Regions from separate parts of the Homo sapiens genome. Here region 1 is linked to region 2. The links are chromatin contacts, found by Hi-C or POLR2A ChIA-PET in ENCODE. All regions are on one chromosome and are shown on one strand. Each heading gives the region's core, a stretch centred on a gene start or an enhancer-like site at or near the end of the contact. The rest is flanking DNA. Distances are from core to core; before and after follow the strand shown. Region 1 overlaps NRP2 (neuropilin 2). Region 2 has its middle 170 kb from the start of ICOS.

Region 1 (6,631 bases), core at 3,183-5,682, 1.6 Mb after region 2:
CTGCTCACAATCTTTTTTTCTGAACTCCCCCACACCGTTATATTCTGCATATTTAAGGTTTTGGATATTTGCCTCTAAGTGTCCTAGATAAACAAGGTGCTCTTGTGTTTATTTACAGCCAGAGGGGCCCTCTATATCTTAGAAGATATGTCTGTTTCTCCCAAAGTAAGAGATGATATCTTAGAAAGGTAGCAGTTTCCCAGTTGATAACCTGATCATAGTAAACAGAGAGATCAGACCAGACCTTAGTCATCTGGCCCCTCCCCATTCAGCCAGCAGTGTTTCCCTGTGCTCAGTAAACACCCTCGATTCCCTGCAAACAACCAAGCATAGTCTTGCATCTGCATGAGCCCCCTGAGTTCCCAGGGCTCCAGCCCTCCTTTCCCTCCCTCCACAGTGTCCAGCTGCAAGCTCCCATCTTCCTCCCCTGAGTTTCCTTGCTTCCTGCAGTTCCCTTTTATCACCCTTTCCTCTGAACTCCCAGAGCACTTGATGTTGCCTGAGTCCCTTGCTTTTTGTTCATATGTGGTCATCTTGAGTTCTCAGCAAGTAAATTCTACAAGGGCACAAAGCATGTACTTCATATCTAAACTCCCATGGCGCCTAGTCTAGGAGGGTGCTAGGCAGGTGTGTGCAGGTGATTTCGTGATATTTTTTACATTGGAAATGCCAGGCAATAGGTCAGCATGAGCTGAATCTGTGTTGGAAGGCAGACAGATCTGTGTTCCCTATTTGTCCCTCTGGGAATATGACATAATCTTAGGGGGTAGGACACAGGCCAAGAATGTCACTAACTGATTTGGGACATGAGTCTCTCACCAACAAAATGGTAATAGACCATTCATTCATTCATCAGGAAATAGCTATTAAACACCTACTATGTGCTAAGCACGTTGGTATTATTGGGAATACAGTGATGAATAAATCATATTCTTTTCCCTAAAGTCACTGTTACTCTTTCCATTTTACAGATGAAGAAACTTGGGCTCAAAGAAGTTAAGCAACTGGCCCAAGGTTCTACTCCCATAAGTGGCAGAGAAGGGTTTTGAAGCCAGATACCCTAGTTTTCAATCTCTGCTTTACTCTTGTGCTGTCTGCCTCCCCGGCATCATGCATTTGGCAGGGGACATGATATGGACCTGTTACGTGGGCCCACAGCATCCAGGTCCAGCCTAAGCTGGGAAGATCAAGGAAGGCTCCCTGGAGGAGGTGACGCCTATACGAATTCTAAAGAATTTGGCCAGGCAGCAGGGAGTGTGTTTGGCTGGTGTCATAGGCAGACAGCAGCATGCCCAAAGACAAGAAGGAGGGAGGGTTTGATGCCTTCAGGAACCAAAATAATTGAACATGCCTGAACCCAATTTCTTAACCAGTGAGCATTGTAAGGGTAGACTAAAAGGGGCTGTCCTTGTGACTTGCTGACACAAACCCTTTTCCCGGTGAAGAGGTGCCTGAGCAATACTATTTAATTGTATTTCCTGGCCAGACAACTTCCACCATCTCCTTAGGAGACAGGGTGGTCAGGAAGCAGGAAAGACTAAGATGATGGGGACTCTCTGCTGTCCCCACCTTCCCTGTCCATTGTAGGGTCTCTGCAGCCTCATACCCTATGTCCAGCGACCTCCCCCACCCCGCCGCCAGTGGAATGCCTGAAAGTGGGGTTTGGCCTGGGAAAGTCCAGGTAACACTTCAGATTAAGCTCCTCTTGTCAATTTCCTGCTACACAAGACTTTCTGAATCCAAGTCTCTTTCCTATGAATAGAGGGCGGGAGGCCAGATTGCCCAGTTGGAGGTGTGGCTTCAGCTGGTCTCCGTTGAAGTCTGAAAAGCCAACAAAGCATAGTGAGAATTCTGTGTGGTTCAAGAGGGTGCCTTGTGCTTGTTGAGGAGAGGCCGTTGGCTTGATCACTCACGACACTATTACTGACGTTATTATTTACTGCCTGCCCAACCACAGAAATATTCTGATTCCCCTAAGGAGCCAGTGAGCAGTAATAATTTTCTGTATTGCAACAATCCTCCTAATGACAGAAACAGATCCACCTCCAGGTACGTGGTGGACGAATGGGAGCAGCTGGCTGCTGGCCCCACACTTACCAACCTTGACCACAGGGTCCACCCAGCAACTCCACCTCACCCATGGATCAGGGGGAAAAACAACTCACAGACTGTTCTCCTCTTACCAAGGTTAAAACGCAGCTGGAATTACTTTGGGCAGTTTGTTTTTAAAAATGAGTGTTGCAATTGTAACTGTCTCAATGCAAGCTTCGCTGTAGATGCCCTTCTTAACAATATGCTTTATCTTCTGACTGAGAAAATCACTTGAGATGTTATCATGCACAATCCCACTTGTTCTGCCTCTCCACCCTGGCACCTTCTCCGAACCCAGAGATCCCAGAGGGCCAGCATCTCACCCCATGTAACTCCATGTAATTCTCCCATCTAATTACACCGGCTGAGAGTCTGTCTTAAGAAATTCAGTGGGAGCTCCAGGTGTGGAGGGGATAAAGAAGAGATGGAAATATACCAAGTGAAAACATCAGATTTTTCTAAAAAGGGATTTGTGTATTTTCCTGGAGTCATGAGTCCTATAGAAAAAAATTTATATTCTTTTTGTTTTGTCCTTTTTACTGGCAAGGGATTTAAGCCTTTGGATTAAGAGAAACTCAAAAGATAATTTAATTCCATTCTTATACTTCTGCCTGGATAAATAATTCCAGAAAAAAAAAAAAAAGATATCAGCTGCCCTTGTCTTTCCTTCCAGAAAAGAGCTTCTGTAATCGTCCTTCATTATGGGACATCGTGCCTCACAACTCATCTCAGTTGATTGCAGAGTAGATGGTTGTATTTAATTTACATAATCAAAATTTTTTTCCTAGAAGGAGAATCCCTGAAAAATGTTAGCTGGGTCAAAATAAAATTTTCTAAAAAGAAGAAGGAAAAGGAAAAGGAGAAAGAAATGTGAGTTGGGCTTAGGTTTGGGAGGGCAGCAGAAAAGCATGACTTTTTTTATGCCTCTTTTCGAGCTTTGTAGCCAAGCATCTTGGCAGTCTCTAATATTTTTCTACTTTTTCCCACTGGGGACTCAACTGTATGTTTGTGGGTCACGTGGAGGAACTCTCAAAATTAGACAACAATAGCAAACATTTATTGAACTCTTGCCAGACATCAGGTCCTACCCTAAGTTTTCTATGTTTAACCGCCACAGCTGGTACTGGTACTACTATTATCCCATTTAACAGATGTAGATACTGAGGCCCTGAGAGATCACACAGATAGTAATCGTGGGGCTGGGTTTGAAGCCAGGCAGCCCAAAGCTGCCTTTGTATACCTGTGTCAATCTGCTTGGAGCTGTCATCTGCTGTCCCAGTGCTTAGGTATTTGGGGCCTCTCTGATTTCTTTAGATATCCTTGACAAGCCTTTTCTTTTCCTTTTCTCTTTTTATTCCTTTTCTTTGCCTCTTCCTGCCATGCAGTCACCTCCGGATGCCAGCGGGGCAGTCAAGGAGAGAGATCTCTTTCTGTGTCTTTAAATACAAGCCAGAGGCCTCTCAGTCCATCGTCTCTCTCTGCCTCCCTGTCACCTACCTCCTACTCCCCCAATCCCCCCACAGCCCCGCTCACCATCCTCTTCAAATTCCCTGCCATCCTCACCACCACCTTCACTCTCCATCTGGAGTCCAAAGATGTGAGGGCCAGTAATAGAGTGTCAGCGGAAGTAATTGATTCCTCACACCGAGAGAATTCGCCTGCCTTTAGTGTCAATGGAGCTGAACCAGAGTCTTGGAGGGTGAGCGAGACATGTAAACAGTCCGTGGCCGAGCTGTCAGGACGAAGCCAGACACACCGGAGAGTGAACGAGGGGGGAAATGGTGGAACAAATAATTGTTTTATTGGAAAGGAAAGGAATAAATAATATTTCAGCCCAGGAACTGGCAGTTTGAAAGAGATGGTTGAGAGCTTGGAGCAGAAGGATTCGTGATGCAGGTTTTAATGGAAGAGATTTTCTTTGTCTCAAAGTAGGAGGTTTCGTCCCCACCCGACCCCCCTCTCCCATTATCATCATTATTATCATTAAAATAATTACTGTAACAATTACAGTTGATGAGACCTCAGGTTTATACAGCACCTTTCATCTAAAAGTTCAAAGCGATTTATCTATGTGTCATCTTTTGAGAGTGGTAGGAGGGTAAGAAACTATTATTTTGGGGGGTCATCTGCTGGGAAACTGAGGTCCAAGCAGATACAAGATTTAGTCCAAGCCTCAGGGCAGGCTGCTGGGTTAAATGGTGGGGTACTGAGTTATCTTCTTGGGGGCCTTTTCTGCTGTACTCTTCACTGCCTGGGCCTTTATACACACGTGGCTCTTGAAGCTCATCCCCGGCACTGATGCCTCCTCCCACACTGCCAGGGCCTCCACTGGTCGCTACAATATTGTGGCCAACCAGCCAGAAGCTCTGTGCGCAAAACAAACAGCCTGCTTCTGGCTGTGAGATGAATAAAGATCCTTCAAGGTCTGACTCACACAGCTCCCATCCTGCTTAGAGACTTCCTGTAATCTGGTTCCCTTTCTTGTAGAAGCTCATGTCCTTTCTAAACATCTTTCTTCATGGTCTTATGAGGCTCTAGCCAGGAGCACCCAACATTCCTAAATGCTTGCTTCTTCCACCCCCAACAAACCCCAACCTGTTCTCTCAGAATGGAAAGGGCATTTCTGGGATGGGGAGAGAAGGTGAATGCTTTAACATGCCTCACATGGCCCGGGCTGCCTGTGCAGCATGATGCTTCAGAATGCAGCTGTCGAAAGCATAGTCACAAACGGAAGCGGTTCCAGCTGACTGGCCCCTGAGTGCTAGATTCAGAATCTCCGCCCTGGCGTGGCAGCAGCCCTTTCCTGCTTGGACATTAGTGCAGGCCCATCATTTCCACACCATGGTGTTTTTTGCACAGTAGTGACAAGTTTGCCCCTGGAGCCAGGAGAAGCTCCAAGCTCTGTAATCTGAAGCTCCAAGTAAATGAACTCTAAAAGGGAGGCCCATCACACCTGCCACCTACTCCCAAACTGTCCCCTACTTGGATTTCTGCATGGCACGTTTTTCAGATGAGTTTTGCATCTTCCAAGTTTTGTTAGGGAGGCTGGATGCCAGCAAAGAGGAATAGAAAAATGATATGGAGCCTAAATCCCTGGAAAAACAAAAAGGACTTTTCTGTTGCTGTGGTGGATTCCCTGGTGCCCAGTACACTTCCGTTCCCAGCAGGCTCCCGTTTTTTGGACAGACGGGGAAGTTATGATTTGCCCTCACAATTGGATCCCCTGGGAGCCAGAATTAGTGTGAACACCTATTCCGGAGGGAACTGTTCACCCTGCCGAGTAAAGGGGCACTGCCAGCACACCAGGGGCCCCAGACGCTGTGCTCTGATTGCCCTTCAGTGACCACCCATGCAGGCAGCCCCACCGGGCACAAAGGCATGATTCCTGTTCCCTTTTGTCAAATGAGGCCAACTGAGGCACACAAGCATGATTGATCCAGGCCAGCGTAGGAAAATTTAGTAAGTCCTGGCCCTGCTGGGATTCACCTTTACACCTGCTAGTGCTGCTGCTGCCGCTGAGAAAAACAGAAATGGAAAGAAATTGTGGACTACTCTTCCTTTGCACTCTGGTATCATTCCAGAATGCTACCAAGGGGCCCTTTAAGTTGACTGCAGAGGGTGAGGATTTTATAGACACAGAGCAGACCAACGAAAGACCCAACACTCATGCTGAAAGCAGCCTGCCCCCAAAGCCTTAAACTTCACATTGGCACCGGTTGCCTAGAAAACCATTCCTTACATAAGCAAACATGTTTCATCCAAGTGGCCTCCAGTGTGTGTGCTGGTCCAGAAGCAGAGCAGACCCGTGACCACACGGCCTCAGGAATGCGCCTTGCTGGCCAGCCAGGTCAGCGAGGGAAATGGTATTCACCCAAAGGACCAGTGCAGAAGTTGGGGAGGCTTTGTTGCGTGCCCTTAATTCTCTGAAAGTTCACCTTCAGAGAGACTTATCAGATGCGTTGTCTGGAGTGGCCTCCTTCCTCACGTCAGGAGGCATTCTTGGCAGCCTGCTCCATGAGGAACAATGAGATTGGCGGGGCCCTCACCATCATCGCAGGGCCTTTGCGGAAAAAGAGCCAGCAATTATAAATAGATGTTATTTGTCGTTTCCATTTTCTTGCCTTCAAGGTTTTTTGGAATAATTCCTTCAGTTTGTTTTGGGTTATTCTCTCCGTGTACTTCCTTTGGTGGGTGGTCAGACTTCCTCCTTTCTGAAGAGCCATGGTGACCCTGGTTGTGAGGGGATTGTGGATAAGAAGCTCAAAATATCAGCGATTTGTGGTGGGAAGAAATGAAGGAAGAAAATACAACTGCAAACAGCCACTATTAAAAAGGCGCTTGGTACTGATGCAGATACCCAAACAAATACAGAGTTTGGTAACTGTTTGAGCCCTTGGCGTTAAATAGCAAACAAGAATAACAGCAGCAGTAACAACAAATGGCTATTCATGGAGCATGTACTGTGTGCCATACACTGTGCTGACCCATTGATATGCATTAACTCACCAGCCTCTTGGGAGCTTGAGCACCTTGCTATCTA
Region 2 (7,379 bases), core at 2,448-4,947:
GTACCACAACACCCCACTAATTTTTGTATTTTTAATAGAGACGGGATTTCACCAGGTTGGTCAGGTTGGTCTCGAACTCCTGACCTCAAATGATCCTCTCATCTCAGCCTCCCAAAGTGCTGGCATTACAGGCATGAGCCACTGCCCGGCCTCCAAAGCCATTTGTTTTGTTTTGTTTGTTTTGCTAAACAAAGAGTTTAGCAAAAAGGACCAGAATATAACAGCCAAATCTAAATTTTTTTTAAAAAATACTAGTAACAAATCAATAGCTCTTATTAGGAAAGTCGATAAATGTCAGCCAGGCTCACAGTGACTAGGACAGAGTTAATGAACTTACTGTCCATCCAAAGGGTCATCCAGAGCCTTACTGTCCTCACACTCAGCTCTATATGCGAGGTGCTTGACAGACAACATCTGGTTAGTTAAAATAAATAATTTTAATTTCTTATAGATTTAATCAGAGACTGGGTCTCGCTATGTTGCCCAGCTGTTCTCGAACTCCTGGCCTCAAGTGATCCTCTCATCTCAGCCTCCCAAAGTCCTGTCATTACAGAGACGAGCCACCGTACCTGGCTATTACTTAAATAGTAAATTCATTTGGCATTGCCATTTGGTGCTGATGACCCTCTTCAGAGTCTCCCCAGTATCTGCCAAGTTTCCAGACAAAGTCACAATCACAAGGGCATACTCTGAAGAGGCTGTTTATTCGGTACAGATCTTGTGTATTTTTAATCACAACAATTTTCCTTTTATAAAGAAATCTCATTTGACCTCTAAATAGGCCATCATACATTTTATATTTTCTCTGAATTTCTTCTTGGGTTGGGATCCGAATAGTTTTCATCAAGGGTGGATTGCAGTCTTCCTAGGTACATCTTTTTTTTTTTTTTTTTTTTTTTTCAGAAGAGGGTTTACTAATTTTATCAGGTTCTTAAAGAGGTCTGGGAACAAAATAAGGTTTAGGATTATTGGTTTTCCAGTCTCTAATTCTTACCTGTTACCTCTAAGTCCACTCACTATCTTGATCCTTAACTGCTTCCCCTCTTGGAAGCATCTTTGGTCCTTATAGGTTAGTACAGGTTTTTTTCTAGATTTCTGATCACCACCAATCAGAAAATATTTATAAATTATATGCTGAAAGATCTGCAGAATCTTGCAAGCTTTAAAGACTATAGAATGAAATACTCAAATGCTGTATTCTTTTCTCATGTCTGATGAAGATACCTGTGCCATGTATTTTTTAAAATCAAAGTTAAGCCTGCGCAGTTGGGTTCAGTTTAGCTACATGAATTGTTCTAACCCTCATGTTGAAGTCAAATGGTTTCTTCAATGCATTTTTTTTCTGATAAAGAATAAAATAGTGTATATTTTGTAATACCTAGAAAAGAAGTTTTAAAATGTTCTCAACACAAAGAAATGATAAAAATTTAAGGTTTAGATATCCTAAATGCCCTGATTTGATCATTACACATTGTATACATGTATGAAAGTATCACATGTACACCAAAAATATGTACAATTATTATTTATCAATTAAAAATATTTTTTAAGAAGGCAATGAGGTCTTCTTATTTTTCCTTGTAGCCTCAGTATTGACTATGACCACTGAGAAAGCCAAAATCCCCACTCATTCACGGAATGTGGGGGTGGGACCAACCCCCCGAGAATTTCCCTAATCTTCCTCCAGGTGTCAGCACAGGCCCACTCATCTTCCCTCCCACCCCACCCCCTCCTGTCCATTCATAAAGTGGAGGGTGATTTGTGGTCTGCCTCACTGTGATTGTAGAGGAAAACAGCCATCTTTGCTTGTCTCTGCACTAGATTTGTTTTTCTAATTTCTTTTTACTTGAAGGTTTACCAGCTGCTTTATTACCAGAGCGAGGCTTCCTTGCAGTCTCTTTTCTTTTTCCTCTCCCCCTCTGTTCCCCTCCTTTTTGTTCCTAGAGACAATCAGTGTCTCTGGTCCCAGCTGCCACTGCTGATTTTTCATTACAGTTTAATTTAAAACTGGGATTGGAATGGAAATGTCTTTTTGCCATTTGGGGTTTGTGAGGCCTGTGGTTTTATTGCCAAAGGCACAAATGTTAGTTACTACTGTTTTTCCAGAGTTTGCTGGGGAGGGTGAAGGGGTATAGGAGAGTAGGAGGGAAGAAAGACAGACTGACCTAGTGGAAGTGGGAGGGAAACTGGAGGGGGAAATCCCTCTTTCGGAAGGCAACTTTATTCTGCGAATTGTTTTGTTTGATGTTTTGAAGAATACGAGTTGGGTCACGAGGAGGGAGAAATGGCGTAGGATCTCCCCAAATGTGTATTTATGTAGGCTAAATATTTGTCAGCCCTGGAAATGAGATGGCTGAGGGAGGGACGATCACACAGACACAATTTGGAACTAGCACCAATGTAGAGAAAATGGTTTTCTTTTTAAGTAATAGTAACGTCTGTGGCTGATTCACTTGACCACAGCCGTAAATGGGAATACCCAAGGAAGGACTAAACGGTATCTAACCTCAGAGGAAACAAGCTCTACATGTTTCTATGCTCTCACCTAAAAGGAGACATCAGGCATCTATCTGCACTAGCTTCTGTGTTCTCTCTCCTTTTATATTTCTTGGACTCAAGTCCTAGGATTTATTTACAAGCCTCCCTCCAGTCGTATCCCAGTCCAGCTACACAATTAATGTTTCCTATAATCTCTTAGAAGGTTCTTAGTGAATGATTGTTTTGATCAGATTAAAACTAAACAGTCTGCTAAAATTGATGATGTTTTTACCTATCTAAGTGTAAAATTAAGAAGGAAGGACATTCTTATTTGAAAGTAATCATGCAGCAGGCGGTGGAGAGAAGCTGAGGCATTTGCACACCTTGATTTCAATATTTAGCACTGACATTGGAGGCAGTTGTTTCCTGGTTGGGGAGGAATCTACAGAAACCGGAATGTCTTATCTGTCTTGCTAAAAACAATTACTGTCTCTCCTCCCAGCAAGAATCCCGCTCCTCCTGGATACACCAGTTTTGGATGTCAAACCGAATGCTCCATTATCTCTACAGATCGCGCTGACTCTTCACACTGTGGAACATTTCAACCTCCTCTCCAACTGGCCTCAGGCGGCTGTCGGACTGGTGAACTTGTCTGGGGTAAACACATCTCCCTGTCACAGAGCAGCCCAAAGACTCAGCGTGCTTTGCGGGTGCTTAAGGCCTTGTGCTGCCAGTCTGCACATTTTGTGTGCTCTTGGTTAATCGGGACATTTTATCCAAAAGCACATTTCGGCCAGGCTTCCTCTCCTGCAGACTCACCCCCATCCACTCCTTCCCCACCTGTCTAGGGTGTTCTGTTTCCCTGCTGCAGGGCGGAGGGCAGCGGTCCAGGAGCCCCACAATCATCCCCAGTTTCCAAAACTGTTGTGGTTGCCTTTGCAGTTCACACGGACATTCTAGTGGTTGGAATTTGCTCACAGAAGACATTCTACTAATAACAGGGGAGATAGTTCTCATTTGTCTAGTTCAGAGTTCATAGCACACAAAGGGGGAAAGAAAATAATAATAATGGAAACCGTTTTAACCCCACCAGCTGCCCCGCCTCCATCACAACAACAGAAACAAGAACAACAACGACAACTCCCTCACCCTGTGCCCTGTGTGGTTAACTCCAACACAACCACAGCCCCCGTGCCGGAAGCTGTGTGTGGCTGAACGTCCCGATGTGATACTGAAATATGTGTAGAGGAAATGCCTCTTCTGACCCCTCAGTGAAGCTTGAAACTTGAAGGAGCTGATTGACATTTGAAGAAAGCAGCTATTTTTGTGTGTGTGCAATTTTCCCGGATGAAGAAAATTGTCCAGCTCTCCCTCTCCGTTGCTCAGCCCTCCCCCAGAGGCTACATCTCATACCAAGCAGTGGGCTCTAAGGGCAGGTCTGCTTGTGCTGTGAGGACACAGGTGACGTCTTTAAGGACCTTCTTTCCTGCTCCAGTATACCACATGTTGTGGTCAGCTCCCTGTAAGGCAGATATTGCAGCCACCTTTTCTTTCCAGGTTTACCAAAATAAATGCAGGGGGAACTATGGATGGAGCATTTTTTGCCCTGTTTGACAGGAAAGTGGCTGTTTGATCTTCCTTTGTGCTATAGGAATCTTCAGAAATCTCTTGGAAAATCTCATAAACCTATGTTAGTGGCCACATATGGGATCCATTAACTCCTCATTTCTGCTTGTTCTTAGCAAATTTTTGTCTGGTGACAACATAAAAACTTTGGATTGTTTTTGTTTTGCTTCACACCAGAGAGAACTCTGTTGACTGGCTTTAGTTTTGAGAAAATATTCAGCAAAAAGCAGACCGGGTTTGGAGTGAAATAACTAATTCTAAGTAAAGCTTGGTGGAACATTTGGTTCATGAGGAAGTAGGGGGACATTTTTCTTCTTTGGGTTTCAGGGGGATTCCAGAGTTGCCAGTGTTCTGGGAAGACGTCTCCTTTTCTGATGAAATTGAATAAGAAATCCGGGCTTTCTTCCTATCTCCAACTATGTGTATGGTGTGATTTTGGAATAGTGGAGTGGTCTCTCTTAGTTTCTCAATGTTTGTTTTCTAAATAGAGGACAAAGCAGCAACATACTCTTTTGCAAGACACGCCAATATCCTTAGATAAAAAGGTGTTAAATAATGACATCATACCAGTATTTGGAACTAAAATTACTCGTGTATGACAAAAACCAGATTGGAGGATGTTAACTCAAAGTAGACAGAGAGAAATTTAGAAGAAAATTGGCTTTTATTTTTCTGTTTTAAGTAATTAATAAATGAAACACAACAATCTGCGCTTTCACCCACAGGCAGCATCAGGGGACATCAAACATTGCCTTTGAAGTGGGCCCCCAGTAGGGAGGACCCCACTGTTCAGGCTACTTTATAGTGGTAATATACTGTCTGGAAAAAACAGATGCCAAGAAATTGTGCAGATTGTATCTCTGAGCATCTGAAACCCTAAAACTTCAGGGGGCCAAGGAAGGTCCCAGCCCTTTGATTTTTTTTCTCTTAAAAAAAAAAATTGGCCTAAAGTATTAAATTGAAACAGGCACTTCATTTCTTTCCTTCATTTCTCCCTTCACCTCAGGAGACCTACGTTAAATTCCACTTAGATCACAGCTAGATGTGGGTTTGATGGTCTCAAGCCACCTTTTAACTGTACGTTCATCCCATAAATAGAAGACGAATAAAGATGTCAAACTTCATCCATATGATATTCTGACACACGTGGCTCTCTCTGTTAAAGAGGAGCTCAGATGAAGATGGGCTACAATGGATTCTACAGAGCAGAGAACTGCAACAAACCACAGTGAATTTGCACACATAAACAAGAGCAGTGTGGATTACAAGACGGTAGTTGGCAGAGATTCACTTGTCAATGTCGTTCTGAATGGATGTTTGCAGAAGGACAGCAATTGGGCTGGTGAATTCAGTGTGGGCCACTTTCCTAAAGCCATCGTCATCAAACTTTGTGTTTAAATGTCTGTTTTCCAGGGCAAGCCAAGTAAGGCCTATGCTTAAAACAAGGTGTTTTGAAATCAGATTTAGCTCTTCATGTTCTGAGTAAAGATACAGGGATACTAATTTGGGGATTATGCTATTAAGATTTACACATTTATCTGTGTCCTAACTAGGCAAAGAACCAAATCTAACAACTGGAAAGCAAGAAATATACTGCCAAATATTGGTAATTTCTTCCCTGGAATACTCATGGCTATTTTTAGTTTGTTAATGTAAAAAGCAGTGAGATGAAAAGTGAAGTGATCTGTTTCCAGAAGAAAAACCGGTCAAATCTTCATTAATAATTCCTGTAGAACGCTCCATGGGCCTTTATCTGACAGCGTGACAAGCTGAACTAAACAACAGAGACTGTAGGAATGTAAAAGACATAATCTTAACACCAAACCTTCTGAAGATTTGGCTGTCATTTTACATTAAAGGCAAAGGGTAAAAACCTCCATTGAACAGACAGAGTTTGCAGCATGATTATAGTGCTAAAATTTAGTGGGGAAGAAAAAGCTGACATCAGAGTTAGTAAATGGTGGTGTTGCAGGGTATCGAACAACTAAGCTTTCTTTGCATGACTAGCTGGAGGTTTTTGAGTGTGACGGATATGACGCAGGTATGATGAGATGTAATTTAATGATTTTTAGGCCTGGTGACAAATCTTCATTATCAATAAAGACCGTGTAACAAGTGTTGAGCTATAACCATTGCATAAAAACTAACTCAAGAGTCTAGACTCTGCTTATATTTCCATATAGTGATTTATACTTCCCAATGTCTTTACATATTATAGTGTCTATTGAATCATGACAATGCTATGGGGCAGTCAGGGTAAACATTATTATGCTCTTCTACAAATGAGGAGCTCAGTCAGAAATACAAAAGGACTTGTCCAGGGTTAATTACCTGGTAAATATCTGGGTTGAGATTAGATCCAGTTTTTCTGCCTTTGTACCTGTGCTTTTGCTCTCTCTGTCTCTCTCTCTCTCTCTCCATATATATATATATACACACACACACACACACACACACACACACACATATATATATAAAAATACAATATATTTTAATTTTATCTTTATTTTTTAGAGACAGGGTCTTGCTCTGTTGCCTAGGCTGGAATGCAGTGGTGTGATCATACCTCACGGCAATCTTGAACTCCTGGACTCAAGCAGTCCTCACCATTCGGTCTACCAAGTAGCCAGGACTACAGGCATGAACCATCACATCCAGGCAGGTTTTTTTTTTTTTTTTAATTTTTATTTTTTATGGAGGCAGGGGCTTGTTATGCTGCACGGGCTGGTCTTGAACTCCTGGCCTCAAGTGATCCTCCTGCCTCAGACTCTCAGAGAGCTAGGATGATAACTGTGAGCCATCATGCCTGGCCTCAATATATTTTAAAAATAAAAACAAGTGCAAGCTGCAAAAGTTGAATAGATCAGTGTCTATCCAGGCAAAGATTTCAGAAAAGAGTTAGAGTTAGCAAGAATAGATATAAAGGCAATGAGCAAGGGCTATGGGAGCACATTTATGTTGCAGCTCCTCAAAGTTGCAGGTCTTCTTGTCCATCATGTGAGCAAAATTAAGGCAGGAAATTGTCTGTTATTGTGGTGTGGCTACTTTTCCTAAGATCACATGATAATTCATAATTAATGATACACTAACAGTAACTCACACTTCTAAAGTACTTATTTTATGTCAGGCTGTATTCTAAGCCCTGTACTGTACATCGATTCATTTACTTCCTATGGGGTAGGTTTTAATATTATTCCCATTTTATTGACAAGGAACCTATAACTTCATCTGTCAGAGTTTTTAGCTGGGAATCATTCTGCAATAAGGTTAAGAGG

Evidence for each region. Hi-C counts contacts between places; a loop is a spot of excess contacts on that map. ChIA-PET counts read pairs that join two places held with the same protein, here RNA polymerase II (POLR2A). Pooled maps may share reads with other maps.
Region 1: a loop to region 2 is called in a pooled map, with 16 times the contacts of the local background. The contact joins two enhancer-like sites. A Hi-C loop is called at or near these places in 8 of 50 pooled maps. POLR2A ChIA-PET finds 5 or more read pairs at or near these places in 2 of 52 experiments (BJ and activated T-cell).

What each region holds. Positions count from the first base shown.
Region 1 is chr2:205,702,464-205,709,094 of GRCh38, forward strand. All of the region lies in intron 2 of NRP2 (neuropilin 2), which reads left to right. Among named protein-coding and RNA genes, the nearest start is that of NRP2, 23 kb to the left of the region's middle. RefSeq lists enhancers at 4,139-4,278, 4,489-4,788, 5,664-6,440. Within about 2 kb of position 4,433, at least 31 of the 41 ENCODE cell types and tissues checked have a DNase peak (open chromatin) inside an H3K27ac peak, as active enhancers do.
Region 2 is chr2:204,106,759-204,114,137 of GRCh38, forward strand. No RefSeq gene overlaps it. Among named protein-coding and RNA genes, the nearest start is that of ICOS, 170 kb to the left of the region's middle. Within about 2 kb of position 3,698, at least 13 of the 41 ENCODE cell types and tissues checked have a DNase peak (open chromatin) inside an H3K27ac peak, as active enhancers do.